Regions from separate parts of the Homo sapiens genome. Here region 1 is linked to region 2. The links are chromatin contacts, found by Hi-C or POLR2A ChIA-PET in ENCODE. All regions are on one chromosome and are shown on one strand. Each heading gives the region's core, a stretch centred on a gene start or an enhancer-like site at or near the end of the contact. The rest is flanking DNA. Distances are from core to core; before and after follow the strand shown. Region 1 holds the start of COMMD10 (COMM domain containing 10). Region 2 overlaps LVRN (laeverin).

Evidence for each region. A loop is a pair of places that touch in the nucleus more often than their neighbours do. ChIA-PET counts read pairs that join two places held with the same protein, here RNA polymerase II (POLR2A). Pooled maps may share reads with other maps.
Region 1: a pooled map shows a loop between it and region 2 (2.5-fold over the local background). The contact joins the promoter of COMMD10 here to the enhancer-like site in region 2. A Hi-C loop is called at or near these places in 2 of 37 single-sample maps with no recorded cell type and 3 of 50 pooled maps. POLR2A ChIA-PET finds 5 or more read pairs at or near these places in 2 of 52 experiments (SK-N-SH and WTC11).

The regions. Positions count from the first base shown.
Region 1 is chr5:116,081,853-116,087,324 of GRCh38, forward strand. It overlaps COMMD10 (COMM domain containing 10), which reads left to right and starts at 3,173. Exons shown (of 7, transcript NM_016144.4): 1 at 3,173-3,241. The coding sequence starts at 3,201. RefSeq lists enhancers at 2,967-3,126, 3,420-3,714.
Region 2 is chr5:115,977,463-115,982,909 of GRCh38, forward strand. The region is part of intron 1 of LVRN (laeverin); the gene reads left to right. Among named protein-coding and RNA genes, the nearest start is that of LVRN, 18 kb to the left of the region's middle. Within about 2 kb of position 1,763, at least 2 of the 41 ENCODE cell types and tissues checked have a DNase peak (open chromatin) inside an H3K27ac peak, as active enhancers do.

The DNA.
Region 1 (5,472 bases), core at 1,923-4,422, 110 kb after region 2:
AGAACAACCCCAAGACACATAATCGTCAGATTCACCAACGTGGAAATGAAGGAAAAAATGTTAAGGGCAGCCAGAGAGAAAGGTCAGGTTACCCACAAAGGGAAGCCCATCAGACTAACAGCGGATCTCTCTGCAGAAACCCTACAAACCAGAAGAGAGTGGGGGCCAATATTCAACATTCTTAAAGAAACGAATTTTCAACCCAGAATTTCTTATCTAGCCACACTAAGCTTCATAAGCGAAGGAGAAATAAAATCCTTTACAGACAAACAAATGCTGAGGGATTTTGTCACCACCAGCCTGCCTTACAAGAGCTCCTGAAGGAAGCACTAAATATGGAAAGGAAAAATCAGTACCAGCCATTGCAAAAACAGACCAAAATGTAAAGACCATTGACACTATGAAGAAACTACATCAACTAATGGGCAAAATAGCCAGCTAGTATCATATGACAGGATCAAATTCACACATAATATTAACCTTAAACGTAAATGGGCTAAATGCGCCAATTAAAATACACAGACTGGCAAATTGGATAAAGAATCAAGACCCATTGGTGTGCTGTATTCAGGAGACCCATCTTGTGTGCAAAGAAACACATAGGCTCAAAATAAAGGGATGGAGAAATATTTACCAAGCAAATGGGAAGCAAAAAGAAGCCGGGGTTGCAATCCTAGTTTCTAGCAAAACAGACTTTAAACCAACAAAGATCAAAAAAGACAAAGAAGGGCATTACATAATGGTAAAGGGATCAATGCAACAAGAAGAGCTAACTATCCTAAATATATATGCACCCAATATAGGAGCACCCAGATTCTAAAGCAAGTTCTTAGAGACCTACGAAGAGACTTAAGACTCCCACACAATAATAGCAGACAACTAAAAGGACTTTTCATGGACATAGATGTCTATATTCCAGAGAATGCAGAAATATCTTGGGTGAGGTTCTCATTTGAGGTGTGAAACTATTCACAGCATCACGCCTTTATAGAAACATGGTAATAAGAAGTAATCAGCCCATCATTGAAAATGAAGAGCATTAGAGTGAGTCGCCTCTGTGTCCACTGGAGACTTGCTTTTGTGAACACCTAAGAGGTCTGGGTTTTGTTTTCTAAGGAGGGTAGAATGTTTCTTTTACATACGTACCACATTATTTAAATCTCATTAAGATCCAAGGGAGCAGACATTATTCTCATCCCCATTACAGATTGGGAATGAGAAACTTGTTGAGGTTAAGTACTTTGTCCAAGGTTACATGGATTTGGGATTTGAGCCATCTTGATGCTCTTTTGCTCAAAATTCTGGCTATATATTTTTAAGGCAATCAGAGGGTGAACTTCATTAGGGATTTGAAACAGTTTTAGTTGGTTAGTGGTTCTACTTCAGGTAAGGAATCAAGACAAAAGGGAAATGATTCAAAGAATGAGGGAACTGGGACCCTTTTAAGTTGCAGATGAGGTCATCTGTGTTTGGATCAGAGACCTATAATTTATGTAGATTCACATACATCTTTTTCAGATATGCATACATTGGGGACTGTAGAGTGTTGTGGAACTAAATGTATTTGTATGTGTTCAACACACTGTATAATTGACTCAATTATCCATGTGGAGATTATTCAGATTTAATGTGCAATCTGGTTTCTCCTTTCAGTTAGGTTGTTCTTGGGCTGCTCCAGGAACTCCAACTAATTTAAATAATAATTTAAGTAAAACATAATTAGGAAGGAAAATTAAATTCAATTTTTTGGCAGCTCTTGAATATTCTACTGCTGAAACGTAACTAATCCATCCACTATCTTTTAATTCACCAATGCCTTTTTAGTACCACAGGATTTTACTGCTTTCTATAGATTATTGCAGTAGTTTCCAGGTAGCTCTCCTGCTTACCTCTTTCCATTTCAATCATCATTCTGCTGACAGCAACCTTCAAAAATCCAACTCCCACTGCAAAATTTCTTTGGTTCAAAACATTTAATGGATAGAAAAAACATTTAATGCTTACCCATTTCTCACCAGATTAAGTGCACATGCCACAACCAGTCATTAAAGGCTTTTTCTAGTCTAAATTCCTGTTCTTCAAACGTCAAACCGCCCTTCTACTCTACTGACCTGAAACACACAGCCTCACCCTCCACATCTCTGCAGACCCACCGCATTTGCCACCTGCCCTAGGGAGCTTTTCCTGATCTTACCTCGGATGCCTTTCACTGCTCCCACATCTGAATTCCTTTAACTCACTCCATGTTTTTCTCAAAGGCAGACCAAGGTATTTATGCAAACATGGTGTCTCCCTAGTCTTGGGTGAGGTCTTTGACATCACTCACTGCAGCGATTCATCTCCCCTACTCTGCACTGTCAGACTCTAAAGAAGGGTGCAACAAATACTTGTCCATTTAGACTGCCGGCAAACCCTGAGGGCAGGAATTTTGGCCTTTTGTATCTCCAGTGCCTAGAACAGTGCTTGGTACACAGTAGGCACTCATTCATTGAACGTTGCTGAAGGAATTGAACGTACATACTACAAGCCCTGCAGATGCAGATACAGGAGGGGTTGACGGCACAGTGCTTAGGGTGGAACTGGAGGCACCACCTCTCCTGAGGGGTGATGCGCCGCTTCCTGGGCAGGCTCGGGGGAGCTCGCTCAAATGCCTGCCTCTCTGTAGCCCAAACGCTGGAAAAAAAAATACTCACAAATCACCTATCCAAGTATGTACACACAGGCTCACTTAAACCCGCCCTATTAAAAAAATATACACACGCACACACCATTTATCCAAGTATGTATACACGGGCTTGCTTAAACCTGCCCTATTAAAAATAATAATGTATATATTTATGCACGAACATACACACATATATCTATACAGGTCTGTACATAGACTTGCTTAAACCTGCCCTATTAAATACAGACACACACCCCTATCCAGGTATGTACATACATATATAATATATAAATATAAAGACATATATATGCACAGACTTAACTCCAACACGATTGGAGTGTCGGGAGGGCAACTGGGCTGCCCTCTCCGCCCTCCAGGACTGCGGGACAAGTCTCCCGGCGCCCGGGTCGCAGGAGACCCGGAGCCCTAAAACGGCCCCTGCGCGGCTTGGGCCTTCCGGCTTTCCGTCCGCCGCGGCCGCCATTGGCTGGGTTCGGCGCAGCTAACAGACGGCGGCAGTGCGAGAAAGCCGAAGATGGCGGTCCCCGCGGCGCTGATCCTACGGGAGAGCCCCAGGTAGCTGATCCGTTAAGCTCTTGCGGTAGCCGCGCCCAGGAAGGCCCAGATCGGGCTCGCACAAGGCTGTCCTTGCTGCCTGCCGCCTGGGCGCCGCGGCGGGCCCGGTTGAGTGGGGTGGGGTGGGGTGGGCTGCCGAGGTTGCGACGCTGCGTCTGCGGAGTGCGTGGGGCCGTGTAGCGCCTCTACAGTCACGGTGGTCCACCTGTGGGGCTCACAGTGCGCCTGGCAGCTGAGGTCTGTACGGAAGCGTGTGGTCTGCAAGCGTGGGGTCTGCGTCACTGTTCGCGGAGTTTGGTATCAGAAGTTCCCGGGTGCTGCCTTCAGTGCTGCCGAATCACGTGGAACGGTATTCCGTTTCCGATTTCAGTTCCGGTTCAGACACTCTGGTGGGAAAGGCTCACGCTGCTGCTGGAGGGTCTTTAATAGCCAACATGTGTTAATACCCCTTTTAAATCAGTATCGAATAGGGGACCGAATTTTTGGTTGGTAGAAGAATCTAGCCTGGCTTTGGTAGCATTTGCTTTTATTTGCATTTTAAACAGATTTTTAGTTAATTTCTACTTATGGTAGATAAAGTTGGTTGTCCATGGTAGTGATATAAAGCTCCCCTTTAACATTATTTAAGTAAAAAAAGACTCAATTTGTGAAAAAATAAGCAATAGTGCAGGTAGCGTGTGGATACAGAAAAAGTACTGAAGTATATAGGCAAAATAGTGTTCGGAAGTAATTTCTTTGTGCTTGGATTGGGTAGAAATCTTTCAGAAGAAAAGAGTTATTTTAAAGTTTTTCCTTCTTTCTGGATTCCTTTTGTTACCAGTGGAGGGTGTCCAGGTTCTTGGCGTCTTGAACAAAGAACTGGAGAAGACGCACAAAGAAAGCGAGGAAAGAATGAAGAAGACATTTATTGAAAATGAAACTACCCTCCACAGTGTGGGAGCTGCTTGAGCATAGGGGCTGAAGGGCCCCTACAGAATTTTTGGGAATTTAAATACCCTCTAGAGGATTCCATTGGTTACTTGGTGTACTCCCTATGTAAATGAAGAGGATGAAGTAAAGTTACAAAGTCATTTTCTCCGCCTATGCCATATGGAGAGGACATTTCTTGTCATAGCTGAAGTGGGAATCAGCTTTATGTTCCCAGCCTCCTGACCCTATTTTCCTGCCTCACTTTGGTTCTGATCGCCAGTTTCTTTCCTCATACCAGTGTCTTGGGGAACACCGCTACATCAGTAAACTGTATCCAATATGGTGCAGTATAGAATTGTTCTCATCACATCATTTAAAGTTGATTATTACAGGAAAGGTGCTGTGGCTCATGCCTGTAATTCCAGCACTTTGGGAGGCTGAGGCGGGCTAATCTCTCTCTCTTTTTTTTCCCTGAGAGGGCGTTTCCCTCTTGTTGCGCAGGCTGGAGTGCAATGGCGCCATCTCGGCTCACTGCAGCCTCCGCCTCCTGTGTTCAAGCGATTCTCCTCCCTGAGCCTCCTGAGTAGCTGGGATTACAGGCACCCGCCACCACGCCCAGCTAATTTTTTGTATTTTTAGTAAAGATGGGGTTTCACCATGTTGGCTAGGCTGGTCTGGAACTCCTGGCTTCGGGTGATCTGTCCTCCCTGGCCTTGCAAAGTGCTGGGATTATAGGGGTGAGCCACTGCAGGACTGATTGAGCTCAGGAGTTCAAGACCAGCCTGGGCAACAGGGCAAAACTCTGTCTCTACAAAAAATACAAAAATTAGCCAGCGCTGTGGCCCGCGCATGTAGTTCTAGCTACTTGGGAGGCTGAGGCACAAGGATTCTTAGAACCCAGGAGGCAGAGGCTGTAGTGAGCTGAGATCGTGCCACTGCACTCCAGCCTGGGTGACAGAGTAAGACCCTATCTCAAAATTGATTACTGTTGTAATAATAAATTTGATTTTACAGTTGAAACAGGGTTTTAAAATAACTGTGTGCTTAGTGACCCCAGATGATTTTGTACATAGTATTTGAAAAGTTATTTGCCTTGCAGTATTCTTTTATGTTTTTGGTGTAATTGCCATAATTGCTATTCCTCTCCTCCCACCCCTTTCAGAGTTCCATTTTTGGGTTAAGTGTTTATATAAACGCTCTACTAAATTAAGGCTCTTCCCTGCGCAGTACAAGGTTTCCCTAGTAGTTTGGTTTGCCCAAAAGAAAGAGAAAATTTGCCAAATGGACCTTTTCAGCAGAAGTAATTTTGGGGGCATCTTTTT
Region 2 (5,447 bases), core at 513-3,012:
CAGGTTTTAAAACTGTTTTCAGCAGAAGGCTGATTTGAGCCTATGTTACTCCCTGTGGTGGCAAACAGAAGTCTCATTATCTTTAGATTTGGGAATGCTATTAATTATAAAGTTAATCTCTAGTCGTCTTCATGACATCTCAGTTTAGTTTAGTTTTAGTATTTATTACGTTATGTACTTCAAAGCAGTCAGTGCATTGGAAAGGACCCCAGGCTTGGGACCTGGAGCCCTGATTCTGGTACCACTGTGCACTTGCTGGTCGTCTAATCAGTTGCATAAACTCCTGGGGAGTCAGTTTTCACATCTGTCAATTAAGATGGTGGGACTCTTTAAGGTCTCTTCACTTTTGTAATTTAATGAGAGAACTCATACACTCCCACTTTTGTTCAAAGATTCCCAGAATACTTCTTGCATTTTTGATTCTAGCATTCCCTTGATTAAAGAAAAGAAGGAACTGAAAGATATTTAAAGAAATGAAAATAGAAAGATCAAGATCAAATAAGGAAAGTGTGAAATAGTTGGTGAAAATTAGGATATTTTGGGGGGCCAAATAAAGGTGAAAGCAGCATGATTAAAATCAATGAATTTGTGCAGGTTTAGACAGAGTGAACAGAGAATAGAAACAGACTTTCTTGCAGTTGCTGTTTATGCTAGGAAATCTGGCATGGTGATTAGGGTATGACACACAAGAGAGAAATTTGAGCAGTATCAGGAAAAGAATTTGTAAGTCTCAAAACGAGGTCAGAGAACTTAAGTGCCAGACACATGATGCTGGTGTCACAGAGGAAAATGTCATTTCATTATCCTATAAAGGTGTCAAACCCATATATTTCATGTGGCTGAGCAGTCCTCTCTGGGAGATGGTTTTGCACAGCAAAGATTCAGATCCTGTGTCTTTTGAAAATACGTATAGCTAGCATATTGAAAAAGCATAGCTTACAGATTAGTAAAAACACAACTTCGTTTTTCCATTGTCCTTTTACAGTGGGAAATTTAGTCTGTGGGGTAACTTTTCTGCTCTGCATGAGGACCCCAGCAGCCTATAAGTTCCTGCTTATTCTTAAGTGACAGGTGATCTACAGTAACTAAGTCACAAGTAAGTTAGATGAGAAAATTAGAAAATCCAGTCCTGTGTAATATTCAAACCTTTGAACTTAATTTACTGTTAAACCTCTTTCTCTCCCACCTCCATTTTTCTCCCATCTTCCACTCCCTACTCTTGGGCTAGTTTTTAGGATGGAAGCCTGCATTAAGGTACAGGGTGGTAGTCCTTCTTCTTTTCTTTACCTCACGTTTCTACTCTTCTTTGCCTATCTTGATAGCTGCTATTTTGATTCCACGGGAGTCCATGGGGCTGGGGGTGACAGGGAGAGGTGACACATAGGACTTCTTACTTGAGCTGGCACTGTTGTCATTTGGTCTCATTCTGGTCTTACAGATGCATTTTCCCCTTGAGATGTCATTTTCCTGGATTCTTCAGTGTTTTTCCTCTTTTTTTCTACAATTTCCTTGACTCAGCAACTTCTATTTCTTTGTTCTGATAGTCATCATGACTTCTTCCTCAGCCCCTAGACACCAAGCAGCGTATCTCAAAGCTCCTCCAGCCTCCTCCAGGTGGCTCTACTGGACTAAATCAAGACAGTCCCCATATTGGCTCACTTTGTATGGTAGGGGACACAGCTCTTGCAAGGAATGCTCATGCTTCCCTGGCCTGGGACTGGCATGAGTCCCAAGGCAGCAGCACTCCAAAGAAGTCAGCCATTCTCATGCCTTTTAGATCCCCACCTGGTAGGAGTTAGACCTTGGCCATACCATCAATTTCATCTTTCTCAAAAGTGAGTTGGGCTTCTAAGCCTCTCAGCCTCAGGAAACACTTTCACTGCTCTCTGAGGGATTCTCTCCTCCAAGCCCATAGTTAGAAGGTTGCCCCTCCTCCCAACTCCCTGAGAGCGTGGAAAGCTTGGCAAAGTAATGCTTCCCCCTCCCCTCCATCAAGAGATAGCTTCTCCAATCTCTTTTGTCTCCATTCTCTGACCCTTCTTCTGGGGCCCTCATGTAGCTGAGAAGCCCAACAGGCATACCCAGGTTCTCAAGGCCATTTATTTTGAAAATCTTCATAACATGTTTTGGCACCTTTCTCTGGAATTTTATATCTATTATGTTTTGTTGCCTGGTGAAAACTTCAGTTTTCAGATTCTATTACACAAGTAATAAACAAACGTGATTCATAAGCCAACCCTTGAACCACAGTCCAGTAGTGTAACATCTGGCTCTACTAAACATTTTGATTTCTGAGTGTGTTATTGTGTAAAAAAACTGTGGGAGGACAACTTGCCTAAGAGTTTTATTTAATACTTGACCGGCTATGCTATTCAGCACTTGTTAAGTAGAGCTGTAGACATACAAAGTTCATAAAATAATTTGGAATGAAATAGCTTACTGAGTGGATGTAGTAGATTTTTGTTTATGTTGTAGTAGGTTTATTCTCCAAGGGTGTCATGTGGTTCTTGACCACAAAGAAAGCAGTGAGTCCATGATCCACTTCCAGCACAAGAAAACAGTGAGTCCATGATTCTCTTTCCAGACAAGAGGGCAGGAAAGTTGCTCTGCAATACTGACCCACAAGGAGACAAATTCTCCCAAATTAACTCCCTCACCAGCTGACCATTCTAAACACAGACTTAATGGACACCATAATAGCATGTTTCAGTGAGATTTGAAGGGAGGAGAGGGTGGTGGATGGTTCTATTTTCTGAAGTCAAAATATCGTTACAGGGTAGCTTGAGTCCAAAGCACAGAGAAAAGGGAAGGAAACACCACTGTGAGGTTCTCAGAGGTGGCATAACTAGATCATATGTGCTGCTGGTTAGACTTGACTTTTGCAGTTAAGGTTGAGAGCCAAAGGCTGTGTGTCGTAGGGATTTTCCCCTAACTTTTGGTTTGTTTGCATAAAACTAGGGAGGGAAATAGTTGAATTAAATTTGAGAGACTTTATTTTACTTATTTGGAGACCTGAATCATGGAATTGGAAGATGCTTGCTTGATGTTTGATTTGCTGAAGTGGTGACTCTTTAAGCTGGCGTCTCCACCTGCTTTTACACTCCAGGTTCACTTTTGGAACCTGTAAAATAAAAGTTTCCCACTTCCTTAAGGAGTATAATTTTCTCTCCGCTCCCCACCTTGCAGTCTCTTTGAGATTCATAAGCTTTGTGAGGTCATGGCAGCTGAGAACGTATGATCAAGCTTTACTTCCTATAGTTTCTGTTACAAAGACAATAGGCATTTGTTGGCTTTTAAAAAATACATGAGCATGTATTTTTTAATATGCCACCAGTTGTACAAAATATCCTATAATTTCAGAGGGCTCAAAGACCTCCTGAAGGCCATGCATGAACCTGGAAGGGGGTTGTTTCTCCCAACTTTAGATGACTCATGGGCTCTTTTTCCATCCTGCTGGATATCTTAATCTCTCTTAGAATCACAGTTTTAGAGTTCTGAGTGGCCTTAGAGATCATCTACATTTCATAGAAAATTTAAGTGGTATATTAAGCAACTTTCCCAAAGTTACACAACAGTCTTTACAGATTCCGAGCAAGAATTCAGGTGGCTGAATTTCCTCTTCACGCCTGTTCTTTCCACTATATTGTCAATGGCTTGAATTTTCTCTACTTTGTCCAATCCCCTTAAAGACAGTAACCAAAACCATAAAACAAATGCCATTATAACAAACTCTGCCAAAGTACTTTATATTCTTTTGCATATACTGATATCATGCTGCTTTTATTTTATATTATTTCTTGGCTAAACAAATACTTATACAATTGCTATGAACCCAGATTTTTGCCAACTATTATAAATGATACAGAAGAAAAAGATACATAACCTCTCATTTCTAGCAGTTTCAAATTTACCAGGGCGACGAATATGACTCATGTTTAATCTGTGGTCAGCTGTAGCCCCTAGAACACTTTTTTTCAATTTTTAATTTTTGTGGGTATAATAGTAGGTGTATATATGTGTGGGGGTACATGAGATACTTTGATATAGGCATGGAATGCATAATAATCACATCATGGAGAATGGGGTATCCATCCCCTCAAGCATTTATCCTTTATGTGACAAACTAATTATACCCTAGTTATTTTTAAAAGTACAATTAAATTATTTTGACTGTAGTCACCCTGTTGTGCTATTAAATACTAGTTATTATTCATTCTTTCTAACTGTTTTTCTTTTGGAACCCATTAACCATCCCCACCTCCCCCAACCCTGGGACTTTTAAAGATGCATCTGTAACTAGTGATTTCCAAGCATCCATTCCATCCTGTAACTTATCCCTCTTTGAGTTCTTCTATAGTTCATCTGTATCAAGAATGATTTGTGAGATCGGAAGGGATATAGGAGAATTCAAAGGTGATTTATTGGTAAATGTAATTACCAATAATTTAAAAGTTCAAACAGCAGTACAAGGTAAATAGTGTCATTATTTTCTAGGTGGGGAAACTGGGGCTTAACAAGATTGTGTGACTGTCCTGCGTTGCTCAGTTGGTAGTAGATGGAGTGGAGTAGGGTCTTACAGAGAAAGTAGCTGGTGCCAGAGCCCACAGGGCTCGTTCCAGTCTATGCCAGTAAGCATATAATAATGTGGGCAAGAGCAAGTAAGCCAAAACAGGCCTTACTATAAATTATTGTTTTTGTCAATACAATGAGGTTATGACACCTCAAAATGGCTGACTGAGAGTTGTTTGCACGTGCCAACCGTCCTATGTGTCCTTCCTAAAGCTGTGTGAATTCTTATGCAAGCAGCAGCCTTATGATGGTGAAGGAGGGATCACAAGGGTAAGTAATGGATGGCATATACTCTTGAGATATCTTTGTTGAATTCACCTCTTATTTATCCAAGAATTGGGCCTGATGCAAAAACAAATGTATCAGAGACTTTAAGTCTCAGGATCTTGGTTGAAAAAGGAATTTAGCATCCACAGTTGTCATCTAAAGACGGGTTCCCAGGTAAGCAAGTCTTGGCAAATGGGATAATGAGACTGCAGGGTTTTTTTGTTTTGTTTGTTTTGAGAAGAAAGTTGTTTGCTGGGACCTGTGCTGTCATCAGACTCAGGCAGTGTTTGCAGGGGGTAAACCTGACGTCTTCTCGTCTGCTCGGGGTATTCTTGTCCCTAAGCTTTTCCCTGTAAGTCACCAGTGTGTGGTGGGATAATGTCACTCTTTGTATTTTGCCATGGAGATGGAGGAAGAATCAGCAGGGATTTGATACCTTTACCCATATATAATTGAAAGTTGTTTTGTTCAATCAGCATGTACCCATATTGTTTACTCCCAAGAGTGTCCAAAATAAAACTTTTTGTAAGTTTTTAGCTAGGAAGAAGAGGAGGCATGTGAGAAAAAGAAAAAAAATAGACATTCTTCCCCTGACTTTTACTTTAGTGGAA